Linked DNA regions of Homo sapiens: regions 1 and 2 are each linked to region 3. The links are chromatin contacts, found by Hi-C or POLR2A ChIA-PET in ENCODE. All regions are on one chromosome and are shown on one strand. Each heading gives the region's core, a stretch centred on a gene start or an enhancer-like site at or near the end of the contact. The rest is flanking DNA. Distances are from core to core; before and after follow the strand shown.

What was found. A loop is a pair of places that touch in the nucleus more often than their neighbours do. ChIA-PET counts read pairs that join two places held with the same protein, here RNA polymerase II (POLR2A). Pooled maps may share reads with other maps.
Region 1: a map of naive thymus-derived CD4-positive, alpha-beta T cell shows a loop between it and region 3 (29-fold over the local background). The contact joins the promoter of ELP6 here to the enhancer-like site in region 3. A Hi-C loop is called at or near these places in 1 of 168 maps with a recorded cell type or tissue (naive thymus-derived CD4-positive, alpha-beta T cell) and 7 of 50 pooled maps. POLR2A ChIA-PET finds 5 or more read pairs at or near these places in 1 of 52 experiments (activated CD4-positive, alpha-beta T cell).
Region 2: a pooled map shows a loop between it and region 3 (2.9-fold over the local background). The contact joins two enhancer-like sites. A Hi-C loop is called at or near these places in 1 of 168 maps with a recorded cell type or tissue (heart right ventricle), 1 of 37 single-sample maps with no recorded cell type and 2 of 50 pooled maps. POLR2A ChIA-PET finds 5 or more read pairs at or near these places in 4 of 52 experiments (CD8-positive, alpha-beta memory T cell, H1, HEK293 and 1 more).

The regions. Positions count from the first base shown.
Region 1 is chr3:47,511,758-47,515,701 of GRCh38, reverse strand. It overlaps ELP6 (elongator acetyltransferase complex subunit 6), which reads left to right and starts at 1,990. Exons shown (of 7, transcript NM_001031703.3): 1 at 1,990-2,165. The coding sequence starts at 2,112. RefSeq lists enhancers at 2,026-2,135, 2,466-2,575.
Region 2 is chr3:47,345,301-47,348,911 of GRCh38, reverse strand. It overlaps KLHL18 (kelch like family member 18), which reads right to left. Exons shown (of 10, transcript NM_025010.5): 10 at 2,096-3,611. Among named protein-coding and RNA genes, the nearest start is that of PTPN23, 34 kb to the left of the region's middle. Within about 2 kb of position 1,576, at least 4 of the 41 ENCODE cell types and tissues checked have a DNase peak (open chromatin) inside an H3K27ac peak, as active enhancers do.
Region 3 is chr3:47,006,239-47,009,655 of GRCh38, reverse strand. It overlaps NBEAL2 (neurobeachin like 2), which reads right to left. Exons shown (of 54, transcript NM_015175.3): 44 at 3,394-3,417; 45 at 3,207-3,323; 46 at 2,501-2,590; 47 at 2,306-2,415; 48 at 1,959-2,131; 49 at 1,746-1,840; 50 at 1,470-1,586; 51 at 1,215-1,373; 52 at 988-1,136; 53 at 532-667; 54 at 1-437. The coding sequence ends at 336. Among named protein-coding and RNA genes, the nearest start is that of NBEAL2, 28 kb to the right of the region's middle. RefSeq lists an enhancer at 1-397 and a silencer at 27-536. Within about 2 kb of position 1,600, at least 3 of the 41 ENCODE cell types and tissues checked have a DNase peak (open chromatin) inside an H3K27ac peak, as active enhancers do.

The DNA.
Region 1 (3,944 bases), core at 741-3,240, 510 kb before region 3:
TATCAGGCCAAAAAAAAAAAAAAAAGAACTTGTATCAGGCTAAAGAGATTGGTAAAGAAGTGGTACTCTTATTTGCTGGGAAATGAGATGTTTGGTTGTGGCTTGGACAATGTACATGTTTTGTGTTCAACATGATTATGGAGTGTTCTAGTTTTGTCTTGATCCGTCACAATCAGTCTGATGTTGGTGTTTTATGAAATTGTTTATGCTCAACAGGAACACCAAGACCTAGCTGTGAGTGTCAGGCCAATTTTTTTTTCTCTTTCTCACATTTCAATAAGCATGAAACATCTCATTCTTGGCTGAAGGATCTACATCCCTTTGACACAGAGAAGCAGCCTTGATTTCCATCCCAGGTGCAGAGCTTCAGCTAACGATTACATTCCACATCGATCTTAACCTTGTAGTTTCCACAGAAATGACCCTGGGTCCCCTTTGCAGTCCACGCCAGATTAGGACTCCACACACAGCTGTGCTGTGCTTTGAGCATATCAAACACCGGTTCACTTAAATTTCACCTGAATTCGACTCTTTCCCAAATCATATAACAATTATTTTAGTGACTGTCAATAAACTTGACTTTGGTGGAATTACAGGTTTGTCCACTGATCTGAGGCTGATTGGGCTAGAACAAAACTATATACGGTATAATAGATATAAATGTTATGGAAAAAAATAAAAGCAAGGAAAAAGAAGTGTTGGGAAAGGGACAGTTTGTGATTTAAGTAAGGTGCTCAGGGAAGGCCTCACGAATAAAGTGACATCGGAGCAGAGACCTGAAGGAAGTGGGGAATTTTAAAATCAGCTTAATATCTGGGAAAAGGGGCATTCCAGGAAGAGGGAAGAGTTAGTATAAAGGCTCTGAGGACAGGCATACAGGGCGTGTTGCAACCACACTGTTTTTTAACGAAGTCTCACACTGCTGCCCAGGCTAGAGAGCAATGGCGTGATCTCGGCTTACTGCAACCTCTGCCTCCCAGGTTCAAGCGATTCTACTGGCTCAGCCTCCCGAGTGGCTGGGATGACAGGCGCCCCCCACCACGCCAGGCTAATTTTTTGTATTTTTAATAGAGAAGGGGGTTTCACTATATTGGCCAGGCTAGTCTCGAACTCCTGACCTCGTGATCCCTCCGTCTAGGCCTCCCAAAGTGCTGGCATTACAGGTGTGAGCCACCGCGCCCAGCCGCAACCACACTTTCTTAGTGAGACCCACCCTGACAACCTCTTTAATTCTGGAACCTACCCCTGCCCCCATTGGTACTCTCTAATCCCACTTTGCTTTTCTCCACACAACTTTTCAAGATATAATTCCGTGTCGGCCGGGCGTGGTGGCTCATGCCTGTAATCCCAGCACTTTGGGAGGCCGAGGCCGGCGGATCACGAGGTCGGGAGATCAAGACCATCCTGGCTAACACGGTGAAACCCCGTCTCTACTAAAAATACAAAAAATTAGCCGGGCGTGGTGGCGGGCGCCTGTAGTCCCAGCTACACTCGGGAGGCTGAGGCAGGAGAATGGCGTGAACCCAGGAGGCGGAGACTGTAGTGAGCCGAGATCGCGCCACTGCACTCCAGCCTGGGCGACAGGGCAAGACTCCGTCTCAATTAAATAATAATAATAATAATAATAATAATAATAATAATAATAAATTCCCTGTCCTTTGTTTTTGTTCATCGATGTAGCCCAAGCTCCCAGGAGTGTGGGGCATACAGAAGGCGCTTGACAGCCACGTGTGGAGAAAAGGAGCCCGGGGCTGGGCAGAGAGCGAGGCCAAGGGAAGAAGAATACTCGGTCGCGTGGAGCCTTGGGGGCCCACTGGGAGGGCTCGGGCGCCACGCAGATCTGCGCGGAATGAGCCGCCAGAGGCCGCTGGCAGTCGCACAGAGAAGCCCATCGTTTCCTACCACCTGGGACTCGACGGACGTCTACGCGCGTGCGCAGCGGTCCCATCGAGGCACCCGCCTCATTGGCTGTGGCTGGCTCGCAAAAGTGGCATTGCGCATGCGCGCTTCCTTGCGCGAGCCGGGCTGTCGGGTGTGTTTTGCTCTCCAGCCTCCGTCGTCTCTGCAGCACTCCGGGTTCTCCTCCAGAGCGCTAGTCCCAGGAGCTCGGAATGTTCGTGGAACTTAATAACCTGCTTAACACCACCCCCGACAGGGCGGAGCAGGTAAGAGGTCCCGCTGGCCGGAAGGGGGCGGGACCTGGCAGGGCAGCGGAATACTGCATCCGGGAGGCGGTGCGCACGACCCCGGGGAATGGCGCGACGACCCGGCACGGGGTACCTGGGAGTTGTAGTCCGCAGAGGATCGACCCGGGGATTGGACTGGAGGCTTGGGCCCGCCGAAAGTGGGCTTCTGGGCCATCTCGCATATTCTCAACGGCTGTGCGTGTCCTTAAAAGTCCCTGGGAAGCGGCCGGGCGCGGTGGCTCACCCCTGTAATCCCAGCAGTTTGGGAGGCCGAGGCGGGTGCATCATCTAAGGTCAAGAGTTCGAGACAAGTCTGGCCAAGATGGTGAAACCCCCGTCTCTACGAAAAATACAAAAATTAGCCGGGCGTGGTGGCTCATGCCTGTAATCTCAGCTACTCGGGAGGCTGAGACAGGAGAATTGCTTGAACCCGGGAGGCGGAGGTTGCAGTGACCCGAGATCTCGCCACCGCACTCCAGCCTGGGCGACAGAGCGGGACTCCACCTCAAAAAAAAAAAAAAAAAGTACCTGGGAAGCATGGCCGACAGTGGGGTTGGGTTATATTCGCGGACGTGAACTGTGGCGCGCTGTGCATGTTCACTGGGGTGGGGGGTCCCAGGCGCTCAGAGGAGACTGCAGAATAGGCCCGAGAGGAGAGGGGAGTTCGTTTCGCCGCCGTCTTCATGGGCGAGCTTCCTAACCGCCACCTCGCCCCGGAGCAATTGGCACATTGTATTGAACGCTGCTGTTCTTCTTACTCTTCCTCCTTGTGATCTCTAATAGAACTGTTAGAAGCAGGACAGAGCCAAATTGGCTTGGACCAAGTCCGTCTTGGGCACCCCAGGCTGGCCTGTTCTCTCCACCCTCCTCACACTCCGGGGTACCTTGAAACCTTTCACATTTTAACGTAGGAGTAACCTCTTTCAGGAGTGTATCTTTTGGCTTATTTATTTATTTATTTATTTTTGATGGAGTCTCGCTCCCTCGCCTGGGCTGGAGTGCACTGGCGCGATCTCGGCTCCCTGCAACCTCACCTCCCGGGTTCAAGTGATTCTCCTTATTCAGCCTCCCAAGTAGCTGGGATTGCAGGCGTGCGCTACCACACCGGGCTAATTACTTGGCTGATTTTTTTTTGTATTTTTTGTTAGAGACGGGGTTTCACCATGTTGGCCAGGCTGGTCTGGAACTCCTGACCTCAGGTGATCCGCCCGCCTCTGCCTCCCAAAGTGCTGGGATTACAGGCGTGAGCCACCACGCCCAGCCTGGTTTATTCATAATCTTTGTCTTCCTAATGAAATGGTAAACTCCTCCAGGCAACCAGGATACTAAGTGTCTAAAGCCTTTTTATGACCCCATAGCGCCAAATTGTAGCTTTCAGTAGATCCTTGTGGATTTTAGTTGCCAGGCAGTTCTTGTCCAGATGACTCTGATTACCTTGCCAGTTACCACTGGCACTTCCAAAGTCAGCCTAGGGCCAGGTGAAAGAATGGAGTAATCAAGTGGGCACCAGGAAATGACAGCACTAGGGGTAACACTGAAGGTCTGACGATGTGATCTTTCACATTTTGTAAGTGAAAAAACCTGAAGCCCAGAGAAGTTAAGGCATTTGTGGAAGGTCACACGGCAAGGAGGTGGCATGCATGATATCACTTGATCCTGACCTTCCCTGTCACTGACAGAAATAGAGGTGAATGGAGCAGGACAGTCAGGCTCTGCAGAGACCACCCTTAGAGGTCTTTCTAGAGCTCTCCATGATCA
Region 2 (3,611 bases), core at 327-2,826, 340 kb before region 3:
TGTACATTTACTAAAAGTCATTGAGTTGGACACTTAAAATGAATGAACTTTAAGGTATGTAAACTATGACTCAATGAAACTATTAAAAAATCAGTGACGTAAAAAGGAGGAAGACAAGGGAAGCATGATTAGGTGACATTTGAATGTGGATATACCTGATTGTCCCTAAATTCTTCAAGAAGCTATTGTTCAGCCTCTTCTTCATGTCCATTGTTGTGTCTACAGTAATGGAGAGTCTCACAGAGCTCACCACGTAGCAGGTAAAACAGGTAAACAGGTCACTGCATGGTAGAATATGGCCAAGGGCCAGCACAGCAGATGGAGGAGGAGTGCCACGCTGACCAGAGATGTTTTCATGAAGGTAACATCTAAACTGAGATCCTGAAGACCGCTGCTGGGCAGCTGAGAGGAAGTGTCAGTATCTCAGTGACATTCTATGTCATGCTATGAAGTTTAGGTTTTATGAACTGCAGAACTAAGCTGGGCGTGGTGGCTCACACCTGTAATCTCAACACTTAGGGAGGCCAAGGCGGGAGGATTGCTTGAAGCTAGGCATTCAAGACCAGCCTAGGCAACATAGTGAGACCGATTCTCTACAAAAAATAAAAAAAATAGCCAGGCATGATGGTGCATACCTGCTGTCTCAGCAACTCAGGAGGCTGAGGTGGGAGGATCGCTTGAGCCCAGGAGTTCAAGGCTGCAGTAAGCAATGTTGTGTACTGTTAGGTTATTGTGAGTAGCAATAAAAAGCAGCAGTGCTGGACTTTGGGGTGAAATGGAGTGGGCTCTGCTGTTGGTCATGAGGGGGAAAGGAGTCCAAATAACAAAAACAAAGAAAGAAAGAAAAAAGAAATGGAAAGTCAAGCAGATGAATCCAGTTTGACTTAGCAGTCCACTCTTCACCTATGGGGCTCTTTGGCTCTGGTCAAGGGGGCATAGATTACATGGAAAGGGCTGCTACTACTTTACAAGCAACAGGCCTTTCTCCCAGAGGGCAGAGTTCCCAGATAGTCTGGCTATCTCTTTCAGCATGAAGGCACCTGCTTCTTCACTCTTCCCCTTGCTGCCCAGTCTGCTTTTCCAAGGTCTATGACTGTTGGGAGGAATGCTGCTCCCTTCACAGGTGGAAGACACTGCTGTCCTTAGGCAGACTGGACTGTGAGTGTGGAGATCTGGTCTCAATTTCTCACAATGCCACTGGTTAGCTGGAGTCAGGTCAATTACTTGGCCATTCTGAGGCAGTTTCCTTATGCTAAAATGTTACCTGCTCCGTGGGGATTACTGAGGACCATGTGAGATTCAACTGATAAGAGTGTTTATATGTAAGACATGTCCTGGTGGGGTGTGTGTGGGAGTGATATGCCTTCCAAAAACTTAAAAAAATTAAGTTGCCATCCAGGAGTCCAATGGACAAGATTGATCACAAGCTGACTTTTGGAAAAGTGTGACTGAAGAGTTTCCCAACAGGCAAAACCACACTAACCACAGTGTAATCTTGGAAGAGCAGATCTGGAATGCGGCTGTATTTGGGGAAGTGAAACTGAAGATGGGAGTATAGTTCTCACACTGAAGAGCATGCAAATCACCAAGGAAACTTGCTCACGCCAGAATGCTGAGCTGCACCCCAGCCCTAGGGAACCTGTCTCTAGAGAGGGACTTAGGAACGGATCTGTGGTTTAAACATTTTCCAGTGACTTTTATGTGCACCAAAGTTAAAGCACCTCTCGCCTAGAGCATAAAAAAGGAGCTGGAGATGCTGATTCCAGGCAGTCAACAGGCAGCCACATTCCACTGGGAAACTCTGGAGTTTTAGGGCAGTGAATGGAGAAAAGGGGAAATCCGAGAGTAGGGGCGATCAGGACAGGCACCAATATGCAGTCCCAAAGTGCAAATGAAGTCTTTGCATATTTTTCACCAGAAGTGACTCTCATAAAATAAATCTCTCCAAAGACTACTTTTGCTGTACATCTGGCTTTTCCCTTATATTCACAGAAATATTCCCATTTTGTCCAATATATTTTTTTCAGTGAATCACAATTAAAAAACAAACATGTACTTCTAATATCTGAGAAATAAACCAAGAAAGGACAAGAGCTATTAGGAGTGTTCTCTTTATTTCTCTTTGGTTTCTTAACACAAAAGACATGCATTCTATAAATAAAAGGAACTAAGATTTTCTGGGAAACCATAAATTGGGAGGAATTCCCACAGTCACACCTCTGTGGTCAAGAGGATGGTCTTCAGCCCCCATCTGGCTGTAATCTCTGATGAAATCCAGAAGAGAAGGCCCGTGTGTTATCCAAGAAGGTGAAACACTCAAGGACAGTGAATGCCACAGTCCTCTGCTCAGAGCTGGGCTAGGCCCCAAGGCCCACTGAGTACAATGTCTACCCTATCTCCTTGTTACATCCTTTTTACAATATCCTTGGGTGATGCTTCTTTTCATGGGGCTATTGGAAAGGCTCCAACACCAAAGAGCCAGACCAGCCATTTACGAATAGCCATTCACCATCGGACTGAGGAACCTACTGGGAGAGTGTGAATATGTTGGTGTTTCCTGACTTGTGCTCAGAGCCCAGATCAAAACACTGGCTTGATCTTACTTTGAAACATCGACCTCAGGTGCAGCAGTGTAAATTCTACACCAGGAGGTGGGATTGGACTCAGGAAGTCCACTACAAGAGCAGCAGGCCATGGTAGAAAATGATCTGCCATACCCAGTGGCAAAATCTGGGCCAGTATCCTAAGGACCCACTCAGTAGCCCACAGACCGATTCTTAATACCTTCACAATCCAGGCTTGTTGGTGCTACTTCAAATTCACAAAAGAAAGGGGCTTATAATAAGACAAGCACTGATACACTCCTAACAGGAAATGCACACCCCACCCACCTTCCGAGTCTACCCCTACAGGCAAACCAGGAAGGAGGGAGAAATGCTGGAGCCCTACCACGAGCCCAGGTTAAACGACATCCGATATCAGATTGTTGAGACGTTAAAAATAAAAATATCATTTTCAAGTGCTTGTAGCAGAGGCCTAGCTCCTAAGTTGTAGGTAACAAAGGTACTTCCCTCTGAATACATGGCGATTGCACACACTGGTAAACCTGACGGTCCTGGGGTGGGGGAGACACCCCAGGCTCCACATTGTGCCTTTCTGAACAGGCTTCCAGGCCACCCCAGGCAGGCAGCAAAGGATAGGAAACCAAGCAGGTGGAGACTGGAGCCCTAAGACTCAGTCTTGGGTTACAGGAATTGAATCTTCTTTTAGTCTCTACTGGAAGAATTTTAGAAAACCAATTTTGGCAGCAGCAGTTGAAGGACAGCCCCACTGCCCAGTGCACTGGCAAGAGAAAATGTCCTCCTCTTTGAGTCCCGCTGTGCTACATTAGGTCCTATCCAGGGAGGAGGAAGCAATATGAAATCTTTCCAAAAGGTAAAGGTCATTTGCCAAGATTAGAGGAAGAAATATAAAATCTGTTCTTTGCAGCAGCAAGAGATTCTTTCGGCCTTTAGTTCTTTATGTCATAAAAGCCAGCTGTGCTTGAATGTAAAGGTCCACCTTGCTGGTCAGTCTGCCCAGGGCTGGAGGGAGGCCAGACTCTTGGGATT
Region 3 (3,417 bases), core at 351-2,850:
GCCGTTAGGAATTAAGGCCACAGGCGGCCCTCGTGCTTTGACGAAACAGCGACTTGGAAGCCGGGGAACCCCGCCCCAGACTGTGCAAAAAGTGCTGCTGCGGCCGCAGACGCCAGTGCTGGCCCTCAGGGCGGCCCCTCAGCCGGCGAGGGGCGGGACTTCCGCCCGCCAATCCCTGAGGGGGTAACATCGCCCGCCAATCCCTGAGCTGGGCAGGGTGGGCCCCGCTCACCCCCCTGGGCTGCCCACCCCGGGGTGTTCCCGCCGACTTCTGGGCGGGGCCTCCCGGGCCAGGCCTGCCGGGGGCGGGGCCCGAGCAGCCGGACTGGCCAGGTTCAGCGCGCCTCAGTAGGGTTGTATTCCGTCTCTCCCGAGGACACCTGGGAGATGCGCCGCGAGGACCGCCACAGCTTCCGCGCGAACTGGCTGCTGCGCACCTGGTGGGCGTAAGGGTTGAGTAGGATCAGCTGGGATCGCCGCGCCACGCCCCGCCCCGTTCGAGGGGCCTCCCCACCCCCGCCCCATCCTCACCTCAGAGGGCTGCCCCGCGACCACCACGATGAGCTTGCCATCCTCCAGGCCCACCAGCACGTGGCTGCGCTCCTTGGTCACGGCCACGCTGCGGATGGCCACCTTCATGGGCAAGGGAGGCGCGGCCGGGAGCAGTCTGGAAGGGAGAGGGGATATACACCAACTTGCGACTGCAAGGGGGCTTTGCGACCAGCAGATATCCCTTATCCCATATACCCTCTCTGTCCTCATTTTAAGGATGGTTAAATTGAAATTCTTATACACAAAGAAATCTCCCACAACTGTGGCTAAGCGGAGGCCCAGGGCAAGACCTCCCCATGGGAAGATGAAGGGACAGGTAACAAACCTTGAAATATGTGCCCACAAACATGTATGGTGTGTGGGTTCCTAGGGCCTTTATCCTACACCAATGACCACCACCTTCAGGGGCCATGAACCCATAAATGGGGGGCTTACGTGTTTAGTTGGAGGATGTGCAGGGCGCACTGGGCGGTGCCCAGCAACACAAAGTCCTCTGTCACCGTCAGGGCTGTAGGCTGCTCTGCCAGGGGCAGTGAAGCCCGCAACTTCCCATTGACTGAATACAGGTGCAAGGAGTAGGTGACCTGGAGGAAGCAGGGAGTGTCAGCAAGGACAGGATCCCAACTGCCCCTCCATCTTTGCTGGGCACCCCTTCCCCATACCTGGGCCCCAGGACGTTCCCACGCTGAGCTCTGTACCACAATCTGGCCTTCGGACCCCAATGCCAGGTGGAAAATAGGTCCAGGGAATGTGGCACCCAGAGGCCGTAGTGCCGCTACAAACTGTCCGCGGCGTACAGTGTGTATGATCACAGTTCCATCCTGCAGGAAGGCAACTTAGGGTCCTGGGCAGGAGTCTGGGCTCCAGGGGGATTGCCCAGGAAACTCACCCTCCCCAGGGCACATGCATACACACACCTCAGATCCAGACACAGCCATGTCAAGTTCAGTGCTGATGGCCACACAGCTCACTGCAGCCCCATGCCCATACAGGACCTGCACAGGCTTTGGTGCCAGGCCTACTGACAGACCACCCTGTGGAGGACCAGGGTTGGCTTAGGACTGTCCCCTGAGGCTCAGGAAATGAAGGCCTTGTCCAAGACTAGAGGAGGACAGGACTGGAAGGCCACTGAGGGACGGATGGGCTGCAGGTCTGGGCTACGGGGGCCCCACAGAGCTGCCCACGAGGCACACCTGATGCAGGAGCCGCCACACCATGCACGTGGTGTCCCGGGAGCCTGAGATGAGGTAGATGCCACAGGTGTCCAGTGCAAGGCAGGTTACTACATCTGCATGGGAAGGGGAGGGTACAGGCAGAACGGAGGAGTCACATCCGCCCTGGCCAGCCTCAGAACCCGGCCCCATACCTGTGTGCCTCATTCTCCCCAGCTCCAAGGCTGTTCATACCAAGGTGGCAGCTGAGCTGGCTCAACAGCTTGCCACGGGGTAGTGCAGTCACCCGCAGGCTGCCATCCCAGTGGCCACCGCTGAATAGCAGCTTTCCATCCGGGGCCACTGCCAGTGCTTGTCCACTCACACCACTGCCTGGCACCCACGGGCCACTCAGCAGTCGCTGCGTCCTGACCCAGTGAGGGGGATAGCAAGTGAGGCCAGGCCACATGGAAGAGACCCAGGCCCTCAGGGAGCCTGGCCAGACCTTTCCCCTGCAGCTGGCCTACATTCTGATTAGGGAGGGGAATAATTCCGGGTGCAGGGCATTTGTAGCCCACCCCACCCACAGCCCTCTGTCCTACTTGTGGCTGCCCATGGTGGGGTCTTTGCTGAAGCTGAAGTAGTTGCTTATGTTGCGGTCATAGGGCAACCAGCTGTGGGTGCCCAGCAGCCCACTGGCACTCACAGTCACCTGCAGGCAGGAGGGGGCAGAGGTGGGTTTCTGGCAGAGGCAAGGGGGAGTGGAGCTGAGCTGGGGCTCTGCACAATGCACTTACCAACAGGTCTGGGGAACCCTGGGTGATGAAGGAGTGGGGCTGCCGGTGGGGGACCAGGGCTAGCACCAGGGGTACACCATCACTGACAACCTGCAGGGGCAAGGGCAGGCCTAGCTATGCCTGAGTACTATCAGATTACACTATCTGCTCCCTGAAGCATCATCCCTTCCTTTACTGTCAGTCCCCAGGGGTCATAGAGTAGGTGTCACAGATGCAGAGGTTCCCTCCAAGAAACAGGCAGAGACTTTAGGAGGGCATCTCAGAAAGTGGGTGAGAAGCTGGGACAGACATGGAAGATGCTTCCAGAGTATCACACTTAGTTTCAACTTGGTCCTCTCACCCTGTTATTCCTTGTCCCCCTAGCCCAAAGGCAGGAAGAGAGGGAAACCTAAAAAAAAAGTCAGGCCTGGGGGCAACATTCAGGAATGTTCCTGTCTAGGAAGGCGATGGAAGGGGTCCAAGGACAGATCTCCCTCCTGATCTCCCTAAGGCTTTCAGAGCTTGTTGAGTCGACACTTTATCCTGGCCCTGATGAAGAAGGCACCCCTCCTGCCCCCATACTCTTCCCATGTTTAGCTCATTTTCTAAGGTGCCTTGAAATCAGTGACCTTGATTAGGATTCCCATCTGCCCCACGTGGTTGGTAAGGACAGTGGGGTTAAACCCATTTCACAGAATATAAAGTTGAGGTCTTGTCTTCCTTTCACCTCTGCGAAGAATGCCTTGAGTTCGTCCAGGTGCTGGAAGATGCTAGGTGAGTTAGTGTCCAGGCGTGCAAGGCGATGGGCTGCTTCCTCAGCTGAGAGCCGAGTTGGATGTGGCTCCTGTGGGTAAGTGGCTGGTCAGCACCATGGCATGGGCATCCCTGGCCACTATCCTCTAAGCTGGCCTTACCTTCAGCAGCTGACAGGGAGTCTG